Regions from separate parts of the Mus musculus genome. Here region 1 is linked to region 2. The links are chromatin loops, found by intact Hi-C in ENCODE. Cell type or tissue: left cerebral cortex. All regions are shown on one strand. Each heading gives the region's core, and the rest is flanking DNA. Links, peaks and the distances in the headings are about the cores only. Region 1 has its middle 21 kb from the start of Gm33577. Region 2 has its middle 10 kb from the start of Gm33632.

The links. Peaks named below come from ENCODE experiments on the same cell type or tissue, not always from the same donor. Only the 100,000 strongest peaks of a DNase experiment are listed, where the experiment ranks them.
Region 1: a loop joins it to region 2, with 10 times the contacts of the local background. A loop is called at or near these places in 2 of 42 quality-filtered maps.

The regions. Positions count from the first base shown.
Region 1 is chr8:86,226,947-86,238,197 of GRCm38, reverse strand. It overlaps the pseudogene Gm23904. Among named protein-coding and RNA genes, the nearest start is that of Gm33577, 21 kb to the right of the region's middle. In left cerebral cortex, for the core only: CTCF peaks have their summits at 4,279 (motif pointing left) and 6,005; a DNase peak (open chromatin) is centred at 6,002.
Region 2 is chr8:86,142,324-86,153,574 of GRCm38, reverse strand. It overlaps the pseudogene Gm21030. Among named protein-coding and RNA genes, the nearest start is that of Gm33632, 10 kb to the left of the region's middle. In left cerebral cortex, for the core only: no CTCF peak of the experiment used is centred there; DNase peaks (open chromatin) are centred at 3,520 and 4,901.

The DNA of each region.
Region 1 (11,251 bases), core at 1,543-9,542, 84 kb before region 2:
TAGGATGCCGCTGAGATCTTCCTCTGGGCAAGAGAACCCATTCCCCTCTATGTGAAACATAAAGAGTCTTTATCTTTAAATAGGGAAGAGGTTGGTGTCATTTTGTTCCTCTGGTTTGGCCTGTAAGACTGGAGTTGGTCAGCCAGAGCAGAAGCAGCACACTTCTGGCAGGTCTTACTTCCCATGCATGCTTGTCCTGTAAGCAGGCTAGCATGCAACCTACTCTGGTAGGATGGTGCTCCATCCAAGGGGACTTTTTTCCATCTGAGGGAACTACTTGAGCCTTGAGGTTTCCTGCCATGCAAGCGCATTGTAAATTTAACCCATTTTACCCAAGCATTCAATTTTTCATAACCAATTTTTATATACCTGATTTTGAATCACGTTAAAACAACTTTAAGTTTACTTTAAATGCATTTTGACTTATTTGTTTCAGGCTTAGCTTTGATATATATATATATATATATATATATATATATATATGACTATGCAATAGGAGATATAAATTGGTCTCTCATTCTAAGCTTGTCTTTATAAATAAACTACATTTGCTCTTAGCATGGCATACAAGCATAGATCTGACCACATTAAATAATTTGTTCATTTATAAGGTGATCATTAACTTAAATGTCTCAGTTCTTGTTAACAGTTTATAACAAGTTGGTACAAGATTAGGATTTTATGGCTTGTCTCTGTTAAGTCTGGGCCTTAAAAATTGGAATTGGAGATTTAACTGAAGATCTTTTGCCATCAAAATAAAATCTTAAACTGTAAATGCAGTCCGGAACCATTGTGTTAGATTATTATTTAAGAGCAGCTGTAGAGAGATGAAAGGCAGAGAGAAAGAGGTCTTGGCCTGACCTTAGATGGGACCATGTTTATTTATGAGCAGGGACCACTTTTTTCACCCACATGTGAGGGCAGCCAAAATGTCTGCAGAAGAAGATGGGATGCAGTCTCTTATAGGTGTAGAAATGATGTCTGTAGACCACAAGGGAAGCTGGGAAGTATAATCTTTCAACAGCAAACTATCAGTGGCTCTTCCTGACAGGAACTCACTTCAAAATCCCTGAGGATAGCTGATTTTAGACTTCTCTTTTTCCACCAGCAATCCTCTGTCTGGTCAGAGTGCACCCTGAGCTGAGCACAGACCACTGCTATTTGGGAATTTGGGGGTCCTCTTTGCACCTAACAGTCGATTACATTCTCTCTCTCTCTCTCTCTCTCTCTCTCTCTCTCTCTCTCTCTCTCTCTCCCTCCCCTTCCCCCTCTCCCTCTCCCCCTCCCCCTCCCCCTGTCCCTCTCCCTCTCCCTCTCCCTCTCTCTCTCCCTCTCCCACCCTCCTTTCCTCCCTCCCTCCCTCCCTCCCTCCCTCCCTCCCTTCCTTCCTCTCTCTCTCTCCTTTGTCCTTTCTTACAGTAGCATTGAAAGATACCCCAAAGCAGCAAACACATTTGAGGCTCTGTTTTAGGCAGCACAGCATTTGCAAATTCCTAAACTAGGGAGATGAGAGAGCATATGGCATGCATTATGAAATTATTAAAGAATAAATTTTGAAATATATTGAAAACTCCTAACTGCCAACTTTAGGGGACTTCATCACCAACCATACTCATTCTTGAGAAGCCAGAAAAGTCTGTATGACAAAGGTGTTCGCTAGCCATATGTGAGGACACACACCCTGAACTCTGGAGTCCAAGGATAGCCAGGGTTACAGAGAGCTGCTGGCCTGCATGGACTGCAGAGTGAGACCCTGTTTCAAATAACCACCATCCCCCACCAACCACAACGATAACAAAAACAACAAATTTGACGAGTTGCATCTTGACTTGAATCAAGTTCAAGAGTAGGTTGTGTCCCAAACGCCTGTCTGTCTTCCAGCTTTTTGTTCACCTCACACCTTCTGGCTTTGGGAAACACTGTCTATCCTGTAGGGAGAATGCACCCTCTTAGTCTAGTCTAAGAGTACTCATTAGATGTTCTGGCATGAGAAAGAATTTGGGGCTTGTCTTGGGTTCTTGGGATGACAATTTCAAAATTTCTTGCATAACAAAGGTGTTTTAGTTATGATGAGAAAATTATCCCTGAGAACCCTTGAACAGATTTAGGATGGAAGCTCTCTCCTTCTGCTTACAGTTTAAGATGTGATCTCTCAGCTGCTGCTCCAGCTGCAATGCCTGGTGCTTGCCACCAAGCTTTTCTGCCATGAGAGTGATGGACTGTCATCATTCTAGAACTGTAAGCCTAGATTAACTCTTCTGTTTAGAAGTTGCCTTGGTCATGGTGTTTTATCATGGCTATACCTAAATAAGACAATATCTCTGTCAGAATCATTTATCAGATCATGAAGGTTTCTGTGGGTGAGCCCTGATGTCAGAGCAGCATCTGCATCATGAACAACCTCTTCAATGTGTGGAATGGTATAATAGAATCACTATATATCCAGTTGTGGTTCTTGCCTGTCTTTTTAAGGAAGCTTAGACCATCAGATATTAGCATGGATGCAGAGAAAGGAAACTGGAATTGTGGGCAAAGTTGAGTTCTTGAGTTGATACCCCATATGACAAGAAGACAGCACCATCAAGAATAATTTTGGGTCATGGAAATTCATGTAGTGAGAATATAAACCCTGACTTGGTGTTTTCTAAATACCCACTAATGGTCTTACAGACCTGTTAGATAATCATTATTTCCTTCCTTTTATATATAAAAATGAGACCTTGAAAGTCTAATAGGGCGATCCTTGTAAGGACCAGAGGCAGACTGAGCCCACCCAGGTTTGATTTTATTCATCCCTTGTGTACTATTCCATAATGCCTGACTTGGTAAGAGTGACCGGTAGTATTTTAGCCCTACTCTTTGTGATAGGGAGCCTCTGAGCGGGAGCCTGGGACTTAGCCACCCAGCTAAGAATGAAGAACATGCCTACAGAAGGAGGGGAGATGGACCACAAGGGCTTTGGGGAGAAATTGAAGATTGTGGCAAGGCCATAATGAAAAAATACTGTGAAGGAAGAAGAGTTGGATAAGCTCCAAACAGAAAAGAGACAGGGTCAGCTCTCCTGCTCTGATAATCTTAGGGCCAGCTCTTCTGCCCGCCATAGATGACTGGGGGTTGGGGGGAACTCTCCCTTGTCCTTGTTACCACATGCCAGTTAGGTGGCAGGCCCAGCTTTCCCATGCTCAAGCTCTTGGGCTGGCTCGCATGCATCCTTGCCACCAATGTCAGCTCTACTCTTCTGCCCACGGGAGGTACAGGGCCTGCTTTCTGGAGTGCCACAGCTGTTGAGAGGAATCAACAGCTCTCCTGCTCTCATGACTGCAAGGCCAGATTTCCCACCTGCCACAGGTAGTGAGGGATTATGGTGGAAGAAGGGTGCCCCTCCAATATCCATGCCAACACACAGAAGATGAGTGGTAGGGCCAGTCTCCCACATTTGTATCCTCAGGATCAGCTCACTTGCAACTCCCACGTAGTATAGGGTGAGCTCTCCCGAGTACTGCAGCTGGTCATCGCCCCTGCTCTCCTGCCCCCAGGGCCAGCTCTCCTATGATGCCCAGATGAGGGGTGGGGCAGTTCTGCACAGCCCTTAGCCATCAACATCACCTAGGGCAGCAGCCCAGACCAGGGACATCTGCCTGGTCTTTAGTGGTAACAGACCTCTGCTGCTCCAGGACCACAATCCCAGATGTGATCCCCCAGTGGCAGCACTGGCCAGGATTCTGTCATGGTCCCAGGTGGCATTACCAGCTACTCATAGCAGGCTGTTCCTTACTACCTTCAAGTCCAGTTCTGTCTCTTTCCATTGTGCCCATATCCTTCCATTTCTGTTTACTTGTTCCTTTTGGTGGCACCTGAGTGCTTGTGCATTGTATATGGCACCAGGTAGGTGTCATCTCTGGCATGGTCTGTCCTCTCGGGGCAGCAAAGTTCCAGACTGGTGGTTGTCTCAGGCTAGTTCCCTGTCTAGACCCCATGGCACCAGTCTGATGGTTGTCTCTAGCTCACTCACCTGGCCCATCCAAGTAGCCCCTTAAGGGAGTTGTCTGTCTCAGGCTCACTCCTGTCCAGACAAGGTTCTTCTAGTCGTTGGCTTGTTCTACATCTTGGAATCCCTTCTTGGCCTGCCTGGCACCAGACTGGTGGTTGTCTCAGGATAGCTCCCTGTCCAGGACTCCTGGCACTGGACTGGTGTCATCTCAGGCTTGCTTTCTTCAGGGAATGTTAGGCTCATTCAGATGTCCATAGGTCAGAACACTGTACACAGACATAGTTTTTCTCCTCTGCCCTCTACTGATGTACATGTGACACAGCAGCCATACCTGTAACAACTATAGGGGCAGTTCATACCAAAACTATAACCAGAACTCTCCAGTTACCTCAATTGGACCTTTAAAAAAAGTTTGTTATAGTTTTTCTATGAAAAGACTGCATCAGGCTCCATATGGGATGCTTGGTCCCCAGCACGGGGGCACTATTAGGGCAGGAAGCAGAAACTTTTGGAGATGGGTCCTAGCTGGAGAAAACAGATCAGTGGTCATGTGCTTTTGGAGGCTATGGTTGGTCTCCAGTCTCTTCCCTTTCTCGGCTTCCTGACCACCATAATGTAAGATATTCCATCTGTCACACCTCCCGCCATGATGGGCTGAATCTCTGAAACTTGTGAAGCAAAATAAACTGTTCTTTCCTTGAGTCATTCATGTCAGGCATTTTATCACAGTGAATAGAAAAATAACAAACATCAATCATTAGTCTACAGGTAACAGGTATCGAGCAGCAGGAGCTGGCGTTGTGATGAAGCCTAAAGCCAGGTTGACTTAGAAACTCCCCTCTCAAACTGATGAAGGATCCTTTGCCAGAGTATGCTTCCATGTGGCTTATAGATGTATCATCCCAGAATAAAGGGAGAGAACGAAAACAGAGTGAGATGTCCCAATATAAAACAGTCTTTTCCTAAACTCAAAGAGAAAACTGTACTGACATTCAGACAGTAAGAATCCTTTGGCTCCTGTGGATTGAAGGACCATGAAACACAGCGGCGGCGAGGAGATACTGGACCAGCCTCTTTCCTCAGTGTTAACCTTTGAATGTTGTCATGTTCAAGACCATTTTATCCAGTTTACTTGCAGCATAGCAAAGCAATTTACATTAGTTTTTACTTAGACTGAAGGTAATCGCTTCCATTGTTTGATATGATATTGCATGCTTGAGGTGTCTTAAAGCTGGAATCTGGACGTGTGTCCTCTTACAGTCACACAGCACAGTGCTGACTGGATGCTCTTCCAGCTCTCTGGCTCTCAACTTAAAGTTAAAAAAATCAATCTTTATTTCCTGGCACCCATCTCACACACATACAAGGGCTTCATAGGATTTTAATTCTTTTGGTGTCAATTTTAGTAAGTTGAACTCAGCCAGGAATTTGTCTATTGATATTTGCATCACAGTTATACATGAGACTTGGTGGTAGAGAGCACTTGCTTGGTATAGGCCCTGGGCCCACCTTTTCCTCTCTGTAGCGCTGGAAGGAATATCTTCTATTTTCCTACCTGACATTTTATACCTATTTAAGTATTTCTCTCAACCTCAACTGACATGCCAAATATTATTATGCCTTAAAAATAATTTAATATTCTTTCATTAATGATTTTATAGTCATTGTCTCTTCTCTTCTATTTTATTTGAAGTTTGTACTGGTTAGACAAGCAATTTACCACCGAGCTATGCTCCAGCCACTAGCCTCTTGAAATGTCTAGGCCATTCTCCTTCTGTTAATAAGCATTTGGAATTACCATTTTCTCCCTAGGCACAGATTTTTGCTACATTCTGCAAGCAAACTTTGAATGTAAAATTTAAACTTTCAGTCAGGTCAAATTTTTTCTATATTTGTTTAAAACATTATCCTAGTTTGTTACCTGTTGCTGTGATAAGTCACTGATCAAAGTGAACTCGGGGCAGAGAAGCTTTATTTCACTCCACACTTGTAGTTCACAGTCTGTCCTCAGGGGGAGCCAAGGCAGGAACTCCGGCAGGAACCTGAAGCCAGGAGCTGAGGCAGAGCCTATGGAGGGATGCCGGCAGGAATGAAGTCAGGAGCGGAGGCAGAGCCTATGGAGGGATGCCGGCAGGAATGAAGTCAGGAGCTGAGGCAGAGCCTATGGAGGGATGCCGGCAGGAATGAAGTCAGGAGCTGAGGCAGAGCCTATGGAGGGATGCCGGCAGGAATGAAGTCAGGAGCTGAGGCAGAGCCTATGGAGGGATGCCGGCAGGAATGAAGTCAGGAGCTGAGGCAGAGTCTATGGAGGGATGCTGCTGACTAGCTTAGTCCCCATGACTCGCTCTGCTTTCTTTGTTTGTTTTAATTTTTTAAACAAATCCCTTAATTTCATTTCATTTTCTGTACTAACACTGAATTAAATTGGATTAGAGCTTTAAATGAAAACTGCATGTACCTGTAGTGATGTTTTTTAAAAGACTTATTTTATGCTTAATGGCTTTAGTTAAAGTGTAATTATGCTACTCCTCCCCCATCTTTCTTTCATCCAGGCTCTCCCAGCTAACCTTCCTCAGTCCCCTCCAATGTCACCCACTCTCCTTTTCTTTGATTATAATTGTTGCATATGTGCGCGTTCATATGTGTATTTGCAAATACAGATAAATACAACCTGCTGAGTCCATTTTTTTTGTTTGTATATAAAACATTTAAAAGGAAGACTACTCTACATTAGACAACCACTAAGGGGACTTGTCCCTGGGAGAGGCTAAATCTCCTTTTCTTGGCAGTTATTAGTTACTTATAGTTCATTGTCAATGGGATCTCATGAAATTTTCTCCCTTGCACATTAACATGTGTATGATATGGCCATACACCTATGTTCTGGTCTTGTTTATGTGGCCATTTCTAGGAGAGACTTTCATAGCTGACTTCCAGCATTCTGGCTCCTACAATGTTTCTGCCCCTTCTTTTGTAATGTGCCCTTGTCATTCATAGATGCAGAAGCTATGGTGTCAATGTGTCCATTGGGGCCTGGCTCCCTGTGACCTCATGAGATCTGGATTGTGACCTGTTGTGGTTTTCTGTGATGGTTTCTACGTGCAGTAATGAGAGGCTTCTTTTCATGAGGGGTGAGAGCTACACTTATCCAGGAAAGTTGGCTCTCATAAGACTTGCTCAACCCACTTTCTTAAACAGCTCAGATCCATCTCCCTGAGAATGGCACCGGATGCATCCACAGTGCACTGAGCAACTTCACCAATTAGCAACCACGAAAACGCCCCCACAGACAGGCTCACAGGCCAATCACATGGAGGTAATTCCCTGAGATCACCTCTTCCCAGGTATGGCAGGTTGACAACTGAGGCTAACCTGCAGGGCCAGCCAGTCAGTCAACATTGGGGACCACAACTGGGGGAGTGAGGATGATTATAGGAAAGGCAGAAAGAAGATGCAAGAGACAAAGATGGTTAATACCGTGCCAGAGAGTAAGTGTATTTTCTCAGTGTCTTTCAAAGACAAGCAACACACGAATAAACAATTCCACTTCAATCCTTCTTAGAAGGGGGAACAAAATACCCATGGAAGGAGATACAGAGACAGTGTGAAACAGAGACTGAAGGAATGACTATCCAGAGACTGCCCTACATGGGGATCCATCCCATAAACAACCACTAAAATCAGACACTATTGTGGATACCAACAAGAGCTTGCTGACAGGAGCCTGATATAGCTGTCTCCTGAGAGGCTCTGACAGTGCCTGGCAAATACAGAAGTGGATGCTCACAATCATCCATTGGAAAGAGCACAGGGTCCCCAAAGAAGGAGCTGGAGAAAGTCCCAAGGAGCTGAAGGGGTCTGCAGCCCCATAGGAGGAACAACAATATGAACTAACCAGTAACCCCAGAGCTCCCTGGGACTAAATCACCAATCAAAGAAAACACACGGAGGGACTCATGGCTCCAGCTGCATATGTAGCAGAGGATGGCCTAGTTGGCCATCAATGGGAGGCAAGGCCCTTGGTCCTGTGAAGGTTCTGTGCCCCAGTATAGGGAAATGCCAGAGCCAGGAAGCAGGAGTGTGGGTTGGTGAGCAGAGGGAGGGGGAGGGGAAACTAGGAAAGGGGATAACATTTAAAATGTAAATAAAGAAAATATCTAATAAAAAAAGAGAGGGAAAAAAGCATGAACAATTCCAGCATGACCACAAATCCTTATGTGGCAAGATTATGGAACACAGTATCTATGTTTGACTAAGGGCATTTCCTTTAGGCTTGCACAGTCTCTCAAAGACATATGCATAAGTGGAACAACTTGGGAGATTATAACATATGTCCTAACTAAAAACAAAGATAGATGTCAGCAAACTCATTTATGATTAATCACAAGCAAGAAGTCAGCCAAAGTTAGCTCTGAACATGCTCCCCACACTAACTGGACGATATAGCTTTCTCTCATGGTATTATAGGTAGCATTGAAGCATATCTTTTTTTAAAAAATACATAAGGACATATATTCTATCTTTATAATATACAGATATAATTCACTCCCCTTCAATACTTACCAACTCATGAACGACAAATGTTAGGACAGGAGCCTCACCATTTTAATTCTCCCCTGCAGCCCACATAAAGCACTCAGTGATTTATATCATATAAGTACAAGCAGTCGAAAGGTATTATAAACTACACATGTGATGGATCAGTCAAGAAAACCTTGCAGAAATATCAGGCTGCTGTTTGGTTTGGTTTGGTTTGGCTTGGTTTGCTTTGCTTTGCTTTGCTTTGCTTTGCTTTGCTTTGCTTTGCTTTGCTTTGCTTTGCTTTGCTTTGCTTTGCTTTGCTTTCCCTCTCTGGGCTGATCTCACACTGGACTTGGTGCTGCAGAAGGTACAGGCCATGGGGTGTGAGTGAAGAAGGCTTCTGAAAGGTGTGTGGTAGCTTAGATAGGAGGGACTCACAAATGCTGGCAAAATGTCTTCAGGAACTCCTCTGTCCTCAAGCACCAGGGGATGGTCCAGCACGAACCACACCCTAATCTTGTTCATTTTCATCTCCACGTTTTTGCAGCATCACTCAGATAGAGTCTGAACATTTGCCATCCTAGATCACCTGGGGACCTATGTGACAGTCTTATTCCTCAGCTCAGTTCTCAGAGTCATTTGTGTTCAATTTAAAATCAGATCTGCCCAACTGCAGCTTGGGATTGAGTCTGCTGTCCGCAGTCAAGCGTGCCCTCTCTATGCTGTCTGAACTCTCCCCAGGACCCCTTTCCTGATCTCAGCCTAGAAACCCAAGCCTGTGCTTCTCCTGTGTGTGTCCTATTTACTATTCAGTTTGCCTAGGTATCCATGTGGGTTGATGTCAGAGAAAAGGAAAGTAAGAGGATCTCTTCTTAGGACAGCCACTAACATCAAACAGAGGGCCTGTGTCCCCAAGGTTGGAGGTGACTTCCTGGTTGTTGTCACCACGGCTATGGATTTTACATATGGGACTGGGGAGAGAAAGAACAGACTCACAGAGGCCCTCAACTCTCTGACCAGAAGGGAAACCTGCCCTGGGAGCTCATTCCTTCCACATTCTGGGGCTTCTCCAGGTCTCAGCCCCTCTGAGATCACAGAGGGAGAGAGAATACAGCGAGGCAGGGAACTCACTACCCTGCAGTCCTGCTTCAAGGCAGATTCATCGCTGGCCTTCCAGAGTCCTCAATCAGTCTACATGTTATCTGTTTGCACCTTTATTCTGTTACATCCAGTAGGAAAACATAAAGGATTCTCTTCATTGGAATAGCAAGTGCCATTATATATATATAATTTGAGACAGAGTTCACCATGAAGCCCAGGCAGGCCTCAAATCTGCATTCCTTCTACTTCTTCCTTACCAGTATCTGAGAATGTAGACGTGGACCACCATTTTTCCACTGCATATTTCTAAGTTTTATATATAAACATAAAATTGTTACAGGCCTTATTGCTTACTAATTTATTAATTGTATTTCTAACGCAGATGTAATAGAAGCCTAATTTAACTACTGCGCCCATTTCTCCACAGATGTTTACTTTGTTTCTGAGTTTTACTGTCCTGTCCCTTGGCCTGTCTACGTCTGCTCATGAGAGCTCCTCTAGTTTATGCACTTAGAATCGTCACCACCGAGTTAAAAAGAGGCACCCTTAGCTCTACAAAGTCAGTTTCTAAAGTAGTTGTTAATTAACACTTTTTTTCTAGAAATACTGCAACAGTCTCCACTCCTTTCTCACATCCTAGCAAACAGTGTTATTGCATGAATTGTTTTATATATGTATATATATATATATATATATTCTGCCCTGATGGGCATAAGATGGTATCTTTATTTAAAGTTTCATTTTTCTTTTAAAATGTTTCTGGGTGCATGAATACACATACATATGCTATTGTAGAGATACATTAAAAAATGAGAAGGCCATAAGAACAGCAGAGAAGGTTGCATTAAAGGTTTAGTACACCTAGACCAATGTCACTGTTACCTCAGAGAAGGCAGAGGGCCTAGCTGTGGTGGTGAAAGGGAATGGGTGACCTGGCTTGAGGTTTTCCCACATTTCTTATATCTAGACATTAGCTTCACAATAAATTATGATCCTCTTGTTGGTATGATTCATTTTATTTTATTCTCTCTCTCTCTCTCTCTCTCTCTCTCTCTCTCTGTGTGTGTGTGTGTGTGTGTGTGTGTGTGTGTGTGTGTGTGTGTTATACATGTGTGCACACATGTGCTGGCAACAACATAAGAGAGTTTCATATTGAAATATCTTCCCCAAACACTCTTTACCATGTTTGTAGATAAGGTTGGGACTTAAGGCTTTGGCTAGACTGGCTATCCACTGAACCCCAGAGTTCCCCTTGCCTCTGCCCAGCACTGAGCTCACAGGTACATGCTACCATGCCTGGCTTTTTGTACAGAATCTATGTATCAAACTTAGGACATCATTCCTGCATAGCAAAGATTTAACCCACTAAGCCATCTCCCTAGACCTATTTCTTATTCACATTATATGTTTCTATTATAACAAATATGAATAGACTATATTTTAACAAAACTCTTGATTAAAAAAACTAAATATGACACAAGAATGTTTTTGTCAAAAAATTGTAATCATCTTCAGAGTTGCACAGTCCCATGCCTATAAGCATATTGTGAGGCACAAACCTATTCAATACCCTGTAGGTTTTCCTCCAAAGATGGAAAAAAATATAATTCAAGGGGGATCTTTGTAAACATGCTGGAT
Region 2 (11,251 bases), core at 1,157-9,156:
AATAGTTGTTTCTGTGGTAAAGAGTGATGTGGAGAATTCTTCCATGACCTTTTTAGTTATCTTTACATATCTTCATTTGTACAATATTTGTTTACAAATCTGGTCCTTGTTTCACAAAGTACATTCTGGTTTTGTTGTTGAATAATTATTTTATTTTTCAGTTATAATTCTTGGTGTTTTCTAGGTCCAAGTCTGTCATCTGTTACAGGATTTCCAAAGCTTTTCTCCTACTCTACAGGTTGCCTGTTTATACGCCTGATTTTTTTTAATTCAAAAGCATTTACCCTATACAAAGTTCAAGTTTTTCTATTTTAATTTACATCTTATGCCTTTTTGTATCCTATTCACAAGATTTCCATCTATGTTTTTCTCCTCAAGTTTTATAATTTAAGTTCTTACATTGTGATTCACCTGGAGTTAATTTTGTATAGTGTGGGCAAGGGTGTTAGTTCATATTTTTACATGTGAATATACAACTGCTTTATCACCGTTTGAAAAGATTATCTCCTCTCATCTGTCTTGATACTCAACTGACTACACAAACATGGACTGTCCTGAGCTTTGTCCCATTCTGATGGTCACATGACCATCTTTATCACAAACTTCAATTGCTATGTTTTACTGTAAGTCTTTCATTCAGATACTACGGATTTTTTTAAAGATTGCTCTTGCTTTTCAAGATTATATTAGCTACTAAGTCCATTGCCTTTCAACATTAGGTTTTAACTCTGCTTAATATCTATTTAAAAGCCTATTAGTTTCCAAAAGAAAGAAACTGAGCTCTCACATACAGTGTCTGGGTGACAGAGCTCAGCACTAGGGGCATGTGCTAGTGGTGGAGTGGAAGGGAACAGATTTACCTTCTTGCCTGAAACGACTAACAATTGGACAAAACACCGTGGAAGAGCCTCAAGGTGTCAGCCTCTTGGTAGAAGGCAGGCTACGAGCAGGAGGGGCCCTACAGCTGTCCTGGGTGGTCTGGAGAGACGTTTTTTAGTAGACATGCAGGGGCAACCTGGGAAGGGTACATTTTTCTCTCTGTGCTGCAGAAATTGGAATGGAAGGGGGTGGCTTAGATTCACCAGGTAAGGTGCTAAAGGGGAGAGAGCTGTGTAGCAAAAGGAGTCCAGAGAGCTGCCAAAGTCTCAGTACTGCTGATCACACGGGAGTAAGAACCTTCAAAGAACTGTAAATAAGACTCTTACAGAGTCAAGTCTCTGTTCTCACTATCTGGAGTGGAAATCCTCATAATCCTAAGGATTTTTGCCTCATAGAGGAGAAATTTTACACTAAACCAGATGATACTCTTTTCAAACCTTAAGTCAGACCTGGCAGGACCCAATTGTTTTCAGGTAACAGAACTATACCTTCAAATGTGGCTCAAGCATATGTGAAAATATAAAAATAATGTAAAGGACCCAAGAAGGAAAATTTGAAAAAGCTTGGCAAATATTTAAAAATTAAGAAGTGAGCAAAGTAGGACACGTACAACCCATAATGAGGAAAGTCAATCAAACTGACCCAGAAATGACACTGACAATAAAGCTACTGAACAAAAGCCTTATGACTGCATTCCGAGTAGGCCAAAAAGACTGACCATACTGCAGTATGTGGACAACATTTAAAAATAAAGCATACAGATCAGCTCAGCAGGTAAAGGCACTGCTCCCAATCCTGATGACCTGTGTTCCATGCCTGGAACTCACAGGGTGGAAACAGAGAACTGACTCCCACACACAAGTTGTCCTCTGACTGACTCTCTCTCTCTCTCTCCCTCCCTCTCTCTCTCTCTCTCTCTCTCTCTCTCTCTCTCTCTCTCACACACACACACACACACACACACACACCAAATAAGTACAAGTGAATACGTGAAATATATAAGTCAAACAGTTTGCTTTCTTCCAATCTTTTTATTCCCCAATTTTTATCACTCAAGCTTAGCACTCTGTCTTCAATTTCATTTAACTCCCTTTTGCCAAATCTGTTTAGATTTTAAATCTAACCAATGATTTCTAAATATTTTATTTTTTTCAATTCTAGAAAACTCCTACTTTTATATTTCCTTGTCCATCTGAGACTTTCATTCACTGACACTCTGAATTTCACTTAAGACAAAATTATCATCATAGAATAGTCACAGATTCTTAAGATTGTGATCTGTTTTCTTGGTTCTTTTGTGATTGTTTGGGGGTGATTAGTTTATTCTTTTTGAGTAAAAATCTTCCTATAGTGATGGTGGCCAGGCTGGCCTTGAATGTTCTCTGGACTCAGACTCCAATGCAGGACTCACAGACCTACAGCACCACAAGTCATCATCTTAGTTCTCTGCATGTTACTTAATTTTTGGATTTTATCCAAAATTATTTAAATTATAGTAACAATTTTATTGTGAGCATTATAAAAACAATTCTAGATTATGTTTTTTTTCTCCTTTGTTCTTGCAGATTCTTCTTTGACTGTTTTAAAAATCCAACTTCTGGTTCTAGAGTCAGCCTTAGTCTCACTAAGTCCAGATCTCAGTCTCCATTGGTGTTGCTTTGAGTCTTCTGCATACTCATAATTTGGAAGCCAATCATAGCCACACAGAATCCTCTCCCGGATCCTCTTTAGTGTGTGGAGTAGTCCAGATTCAATTTTCTGGCTCCCTAGGCCAGAATGAAGACAGATTTGGCCACATGCACTGATCTTGTATTACTTATTTCCCTTCCTGCAAGTGGCTGCTCCCCACTAGAGTCTCATTCTCTGCTGCCTCAGGCTTTAAGGTCTTAGGTTTGCTTCCTTCAGTAGAGGGCCACTGCTTCTGTCCGTTGTCTCTTGTAAAAATCCCAAGGCTGGATACTTTATAAATAAAAGAGGTTTACTTAGCTCTGTAGGGGATCATCAGTCCTACAGATTCCACAGCCTCTCTGGTTGTGTCATAACCTAGAATATGGTATCATTACAGAAGTGCTTGACTATAGAGATTAGACACCAAGAGTGGAAGCTGGAGCAACTCCAGGGGTTAAGCTCACTCTTTATAGCATCCTCCTTTAAAACCCGTGCCTCCAATGACTTAATTATCGTGCACCAAACCCCATCTCTTAAAAGTCTCACAACCTTCCAGCATGACCCAGTACAGACTAGGCATCCAAGACATGAAGCACTAGGGGACACACTTAAACCATAGTAATGTGCAATCTAACATGACTCTATCCCATTATAACTAGAAACTTGGAAGAGCTGTGAGAATCTTATTTTTAAAGAGTATAAGAATTGATACAGATGTACAAGTATTCCAACACACTTAATAAACAGGCCATCCTCCTTGGCTCCACAGAACTAACCATTTTTGTCCTATGTCAGGTTTTCAAACACTAATATATACTTTGAAGTCTCTTTTTTTTCCTGTTGTCTATAAGTGTGGCACTGACTCACAGTGATTTTATTGCATAATATTTAGTTGTGTGTGTGTGTCTATGTGTGTTCATGCACATTCCACAATGCTCATGAGAAGATCAGAGGAAAATCTGCCAGAGTCATTTCCTGATTCCACCATGTACATTATGGAGGTAAAACTCAGGCCACCAGGTCAGGCGGCATCAGGACTTTAACCTAGTGAGCCATCTTGTCTACCCATATGAATATAATCCTAGAAGAAAAATTCTCCATCATGATTATTCTTTATGGTCTTCTAGGTTATTCCTAGAGACTTATTCTTTAACATATATTCTGAGATTCTATTTGAAGTTTCACAAAATATCTGTATTTAGAAGTTGCATAATATCCATATATTCATTTAAGAAGAGCTGACTTAAAATGAGTTCCCATTTAAGGATGAAAGATAGTTCCAATTTCACTACAGTTTTATACTTGTCATCAAATAGCTCCTGTAGCTTTAAATGTATACTTTATTCTAAACATTGTATAATTTTCTTTTTATAAATAATTTCTGCATATTTTGATGGACTTGTTTCTAGAGCAGTCTAATTTGTTTTTCTATACCTTTCCAAACTTTTGGGTTTTTTAAAATAACAATTTTTAATTGTTTCATGGTTTACAAGTAACTTTCAGCAATACAACTGTTAACTTTTCCCTCAACGTTTACATGGTTTATTTCTTGCTTTGTATTGTTGACTCTTTCTTTCTATTTTATTTTATTTTATTTTAAGATAGAGTTTCATGCTGGTTTCAAACATGTTATATAGTCAAAAATGGCCTTGAACTCTGCCTCCCAAGTACAGGGATCACAAGCCCTCAAGTCCAGTTTGTATGCTCACTCAATATTATGCCCTGGCTGTAATGGTCATTCTTTATCATTTGATTAGTTGAAATGTGTTTATTTGCTGTTTAAATTCACTTTCTACTGTTTATACCTTTGAAGCATTACTTATACTCATAATTATTTTCCCTTATTGCTTTTTTATTTATAAGTTCAACAGCTATTAAATTTTATCAAATATTTTTATATATATTGCTATGACTTTCTTCTTTGATTATTTGATTACTATTAATAAATCATACTGATAGGTGACAACACCAGTCTTTCCTTGAAAAAATCATTGCTTTGATATAAAATCCTGAACAAATTGTCAAAGGTCTAAAAATGCTTCTTTATTCATTAGTAACATTTTTAAAGCAAATTTTATGCAAAATTGTCAAAAATCAGGGTTAAAATTGCACTGACTTTATAAATTGAATGTGAAAGTTTGCATTTTTCCATGGCTTGAAATGTCTAACAAGCACTATGATAATTTATTCTTGGGGCTAGAGAGATGTCTCCAATAGTTAAGATTTGGATCCCAGCAGCCATGTAACAGGATGGGTGTCTTATCCATACTTGTAGCTTCCAAAGAGGGCAGAGACAAGACACTCACTGAGGCTTGTTAGCTTTGACTAGCTCAGGGAGAGACACTGCCTACAAGGAATAGTTATAGAAGAACTCCTCTGGCTAGTGCAGGCATAGACACCCTCACACACATGCAATTACATGCTCACAGACACATACACACAGAATGAATAAATAATTTTTAAGAGATATTTATCCTCTAGGAAATAAACTCATTTCAGCCATACTAAGCTTACCAGGATAGAATATGAAATAAAATTTTAGATTCTCCTACAGTCTTTGTTCAACTAACTGTTCCAACTCCTGGGTTATATTTAGTAACTTTATTTTTCTAAAAATTCCCTATTTCCTTAAGGCTCTGAATCTGAATGTCATAGTTACACACAATTCTTATTTGCAATTTTTCAAATGGATATAGCCTCTCGCTCATAGCAAATGTTGCCTATTTTTGTTCTTTATTGCCTTAATTAGGCTTGAAAGCTACGGTGTTTTTTCAAAGGAGCCAATTTCTCCAATTACCTTTTTTCACTTTCTGTTTCACTATTTCAATTTTCATCCCATTAATTCCCTCTTCTTAGTTACTTAGTTTATGTGGTTACTTTTCTTAATTTTAAATGCTGAGTGCTTTGCTTTTGAAGTGTTTTCGTCTTTTTTTTTCCTTTAACAATTAATGATTTTCTCCATGACTAACTCCAGTTTTTATGAAAACACAGAAAAGAAATGCCTTTTACAACTGAATGCCATAAACAGTTGATTGCAGTTACCAGGTCAAGCACATGTGATTAAGTTCCTTCTCATATTTCTGTTTTTCTTTTAAAGGCCATAGCAGAGGCCTGAGGGCCCAGCTTAGAGTTTCTAGGGACCCTAGGAGCTGTAGGTGCTCTGGAGGAAGTTCTGAGAGGCGGCCAGACATAGAGCTGAGACTGCAATACCAGGAACAGATAAGCCATTCTACATCATTTGCTCTCATCTGGCGGGTTCCTCCGGCCCCCTTTCCCGCCCCTCTCTTTCTTCCTGTTTGGCCTGTCATTTTGAAGAATTCTCCTCCCATTAGACCCGTTGTGGTAGAGTCCCATTTAACTACACCTTTAGCCCCCTTATCAGTTCAGCACCACTTCCTCCGGATCTCCCCTTTCAGAGCCCTTGGCCCCCAAGTCCCTAGGGCTTTTCCACAATGGTCTCTTTTCTAGGTTGCTTCCTTAACTTCCATAGTTCTGCCCTCAAGCCTGACCTCCAATCACAGCAGTATTTCTCCAAACTCCCACTGTTGCCTCTATTCCTGGAGACACGCCTCCAATCACCTGCTCTTCTTGCTTGCTCTTACTTGCCGGCACATCTATTGAAGCCTACTTCTACAGAAGACCAGCTTAAACAGCTAGCCTTGTGGGACTGAGCAACTACTAGATCCTTGGACTTCCAGTTTACAGCTGCCCATTGTTGGGTTAGTCGGACTACATACAGACTGGTTCAGATGATGAAGAAGAACAGAAAGTGCCTCCACCCCCAGAGCTTCCAAACCCCTTCCTCCAACTCCTGCTCCTGATGAGCATCTTGTATCCACCCCCACCCCCCCTCCCATCACTGGGAAGAAGATTCCTGCCAGCAAAATGCAAGAACACATTTGCATTGGGCTTCTTGACCCCCACTGGCTGGAGCAGCAGGATTGTTCCATCAGAGAGAAACAGGGTGATGATGAGGGTTATACACCAAGTCTGGATATTGAGAGCAGCTTAAAGACAGTTCGCTGAGCAATGTACTGACATCTTTGGGATAGAAGAGACAGCCATTGGTAAGAAGATTGGTGAACAGGAGATCTAGAAGCCAGAGGAAAATGTGACTTGGGATGGCCTTTCAGGCAGCATGGCCCTGACCCAGCAGGCTGCCCTGACCAACATCACCCTCCAGGAGCAGATCCAGCAAGAAGACCGGCCCTAGCAAGCCCAGTAAAATCCCTCAGCAGCCACCACCTTCATTGTTAGCCACCAATATCCCCAGCTCAGCAACCCCCATTGCATCAGTGCCCTGGCCACCTGCGATGCCATCTCTGGTCCCTACCATAGTACCTGCCATGCCTCCACCACCTATGGTATCTGTGGTCCGGCTGCCCCCAGGCTCACCTCTATGCTACCCAACATCCTCACGCCCAGGATCAACATGGTACCTATGCCTCCTGCAGCACCTCCCATCCTGGCCCCCCACCTATGATTGTGCCAACAGACTTTGTGCCTGCCCCCACCTATGGTTCTGGATCCAAACCCAGCTCCAATGTCTCCTGTACACCCCCTACCTCCTATGGAAGATGAGCCAAGAAACTAAAGACCAAGGACAGCTTAATGCCTAAGGAAGAGTTCCTGCATAATACGATGGAATGGAAGCTGAGTGGGCAGGGTCTGGTCTTCATTCTCCCATTCACATACCAGGTCTCTGCCATCAAAGTGAAGATTCATGAAGCCACGGGCATGCCTGCAGAGAAACAGAAACTATATTATGAAGGCATCTTCATCAAGGATTCCAACTCCCTTGATTACTACAACATGGCCATGGCCAGTGGTGCTGTCATCCACTTCACCCTCAAGAAGAGAGGCAGTCAGAAGAAGTAGCAAGAGATACCTGCAATTGGACTCCTGCCATTGTACATCTTTCCACCGCCAATTCCAGGAGTTTCCCTGGGACCTCAGGCACAGCCTGGACATTTGATTCCCTCTAAGCCACTCCATAGAATGAATTTCTTGTTTAGATTCTGGGTTGGAGGTCCTTCAAGGAAGTGCATTGAAAATTGAAAACCCAGGATTGTCTCACAGGACAGTTTCATAATGCCAAGCGATGCTTGGCTGATAGAATATGGATACTATTATTCATCATTTTGTATCATGTCTTGGTTTCCAATAAACCTGTTGAATCCAGGCATAGGACATGCATGCCTGTAATCCCAGGACCTGGGAGTTACATGCAGAAGAGTTAAAAGTTCAAAGCTAACCTCAGCTGTACAGCTTGAGGCCAGCCTGGGCCATGTACTGTGATATACTGTGTTTAAAAAAAATTATACTTAAACTAAAGCTATTAAACATAAAATAAATCTTTTTAAAAACATCACTACAGGTACATGCAGTTTTAATTTAAAGCTCTAATCCAATTTAATTCAGCGTTAGTAGAGAAAATGAAATACAATTAAGGGATTTGTTTAAAAAATTAAAACAAACAAAGAAAGCAGAGCGAGTCATGGGGACTAAGCTAATCAGCAGCATCGCTCCATAGGCTCTGCAGCATCGCTCCATAGGCTCTGCCTCCGCTCCTGACTTCATTCCTGCCAGCATCCCTCCATAGGCTCTGCCTCCGCTCCTGGCGTCAGGTTCCTGCCGGAGTTCCTGCCTTGGAGCTACAAGTGTGGAGTGAAATAAGGCTTCTCTGCCCCAAGTTCACTTTGATCAGTGATTTATCACAGCAACAGGTAACAAACTAGGAAAATTTTTAAAACAAATATAGAAAAAATTTGACCTGACTGAAAGTTTAAATTTTACATTCAAAGTTTGCTTGCAGAATGTAGCAAAAATCTGTGCCTAGGGAGAAAATGGTAATTCCAAATGCTTATTAACAGAAGGAGAATGGCCTAGATATTTTTATTTGCATTTTTGTTAGATATTTTCTTCATTTACATTTCAAATGCTATCCCGAAAGTCCCCTATACCCTCCCCCTGACCCTGCTCCCCAACCCAACCACTCCCGGTTCCTGGCCCTGGCATTCCCCTATACTGGGGTATATAATCTTCACAAGACCAAGGGCCTCTAATCCCACTGATGGCCTACTAGGCCATCCTCTGATTCATATGCAACTAGAGATACAAGCTCTGGGGGGTATTGATTAGTTCATATTGTTGTTCCTCCTATAGAGTTGCAGACCCCTTTAGCTCCTTGGGTACTTTCTCTAGCTCCTCCATTGGGGGCCCTGTGTTCCATCCAATAGATGACTGTGAGCATTCACTTCTGTATTTGCCAGGCACTGGCATATCCTCAAAAGAGACAGCTATATTAGGGTCCTGTCAGCAAAATCTTGCTGGTAAATACAATAATGTCTGAGTTTGGTGGTAATTTATGGGATGGATCCCTGGTTGAGGCAGTCTCTGGATGGTCCTTCCTTCTGTCTCAGCTCTGAACTTTGTGTCTGTAACTCCTTCCATGGGTATTTTGTTCCTCATTCTAAGAAGGAGTGAAGTATCCACACTTTGGTCTTCTTGAGTTTCATGTGTTTTGCAAATTATATCTTGGGTATTCTAAGTTTCTGGGCTAATATCCACTTATCAGTGAGTCATATCATGTGTGTTCTTTTGTGATTGGGTTACCTCACTCAGGATGATACCCTCCAGATCCAACCATTTCCTTAGGAATTTCATAAATTCATTCTTTTTAATAGCTGAGTAATTGTGTAAATGTACCACATGTTCTTTTTAATAGCTGAGTAATTGTGTAAATTACATATTCTTTCTAATAGCTGAGTAATTGTGTAAATGTACCACATGTTCTGTATTCATTCCTCTGTTGAGGGGCATCTGGGTTCTTTGCAGCTTCTGGCTATTATAAATAAGGCTGCTATGAACATAGTGGAGCAAGTGTCTTTCTTACTAGTTGGAACATCTTCTGGGTATATGCCCAGGAGAGGTATTGCTGGATCTTCCGGTAGTACTATGTCCAATTATCGAGGAACCACAAGACTGATTTCCAGAGTGGTTTTATCAGCTTGCAATCCCACCAGCAATGGAGGAGTGTTCCTCTTTCTCCACATCCTTGCCAGCATCTGCTGAGTTTTTTATCTTAGCTATTCTGACTGGTGTAAGGTGGAATCTCAGGGTTGTTTTGATTTGCATTTCCCTGATGATTAAGGATGTTGAACATTTTTTCAGGTGCTTCTCAGCCATTCAGTATTCCTCAGTTGAGAATTCTTTGTTTAGCTCTGTAGCCCATTTTTTAATAGGGTTATTTTATTTTCTGGAGTCCAGCTTCTTGAGTTCTTTGTATTAAGGAAAAGTAATTGTTGCTTCCTGTTATTTTTGTTGTTAGAGTTGGGAGGGATTCTGTTCTTGCAGCTATCTTCTTTTAGGTTTGCTGAAGGATTACTTTCTTGCTTTTTCTAGGGAGTAATTTCCCTCCTTATGTTGGAGTTCTCCCTTTAATATCCTTTGAAGGGCTGGATTCCTGGAAAGATATTTTGTGAATTTGGTTTTTTCATGGAATACTTTGGTTTTTCCATCTATGGTAATTGAGAGGTTTGCTGGGTATAGTAGACTAGGCTGGCATTTGTGTTCTCTTAGGGTCTGTATAACATCTGTACAGGATCTTCTGGATTTCATAGTCTGTGGTGAGAATTCTGGTGTAATTCTGATAGGTCTGCCTTTATATGTTACTTGACCTTTTTCCCTTACTGCTTTTAATATTCTGTCTTTATTTAGTGTATTTGTTGTTCTGATTATTATGTGTTGGGAGGAATTTCTTTTCTGGTCCAGTCTATTTGAAGTTCTGTAGGCTTCTTGTATGTTCATGGTCATCTCTTTCTTTAGGTTAGGGAAGTTTTCTTCTATAATTTTGTTGAAGATATTTACTTGCCTTTTAAGTTGGGAATCTTCACTCTCTTCTATACCTATTATCCTTAGGTTTGGTCTTCTCATTGTGTCCTGGATTTCCTGGATGTTTTGAGTTAGGATCTTTTTGCACTTTGCATTTTCTTTGATTGTGTGTCCATGTTTTCTATGGAATCCCCTGCACCTGAGATTCTCTCTTCCATCTCTTGTATTCTGTTGCTGCTGATGCTTACATCTTTGGTTCCAGATTTCTTTCCTAGGATTTATATCTCCAGAGTTGTCTCCCTTTGGGTTTTCTTTATTGTTTCTACTTCCATTTTTAGATCTTGGATGGTTTTGTTCAATTCCATCACCTGTTTGGTTGTGTTTTCCTATAGTTCTTTAAGGGATTTTTGTGCTTCCTCTTTAAGAACTTCTACCTGTTTAGCAGTGTTTTCCTTTATTTCTTTAAGTGAGTTATTAATGCCCTTCTTAAAACTCCTCTACCAACATCATGAAATATGATTTTAAATCTGAATCTTGCATGATTTTAAATCTGAATCTTGCTTTTTGAGTGTGTTGGGGGTATCCAGGACTCACTGTGGTGAAATTCTTGTTTGCCTTTTGCCATCTGGCAATCTCTGGTGTTAGATGTTCTAGCTGTCTCTGGCTAAAGCTTGTTCCTCCTGTGATTCTGTTAGCCTCTGTCAACACTCCTGGGAGTCCAACTCTCTCCTGAGTCCCAGTGGTCAGAGCACTCTCTGTGGGCAAGCTCTCCTCTGGCAGGGAAGGTGCACTGAGGTCTGGAGCTCAGCTCTGCCTCCTGGCTGAGGATGAAGGCTGAAGGGACCCTGTCCAAGAAACTGTTGCTTCTACA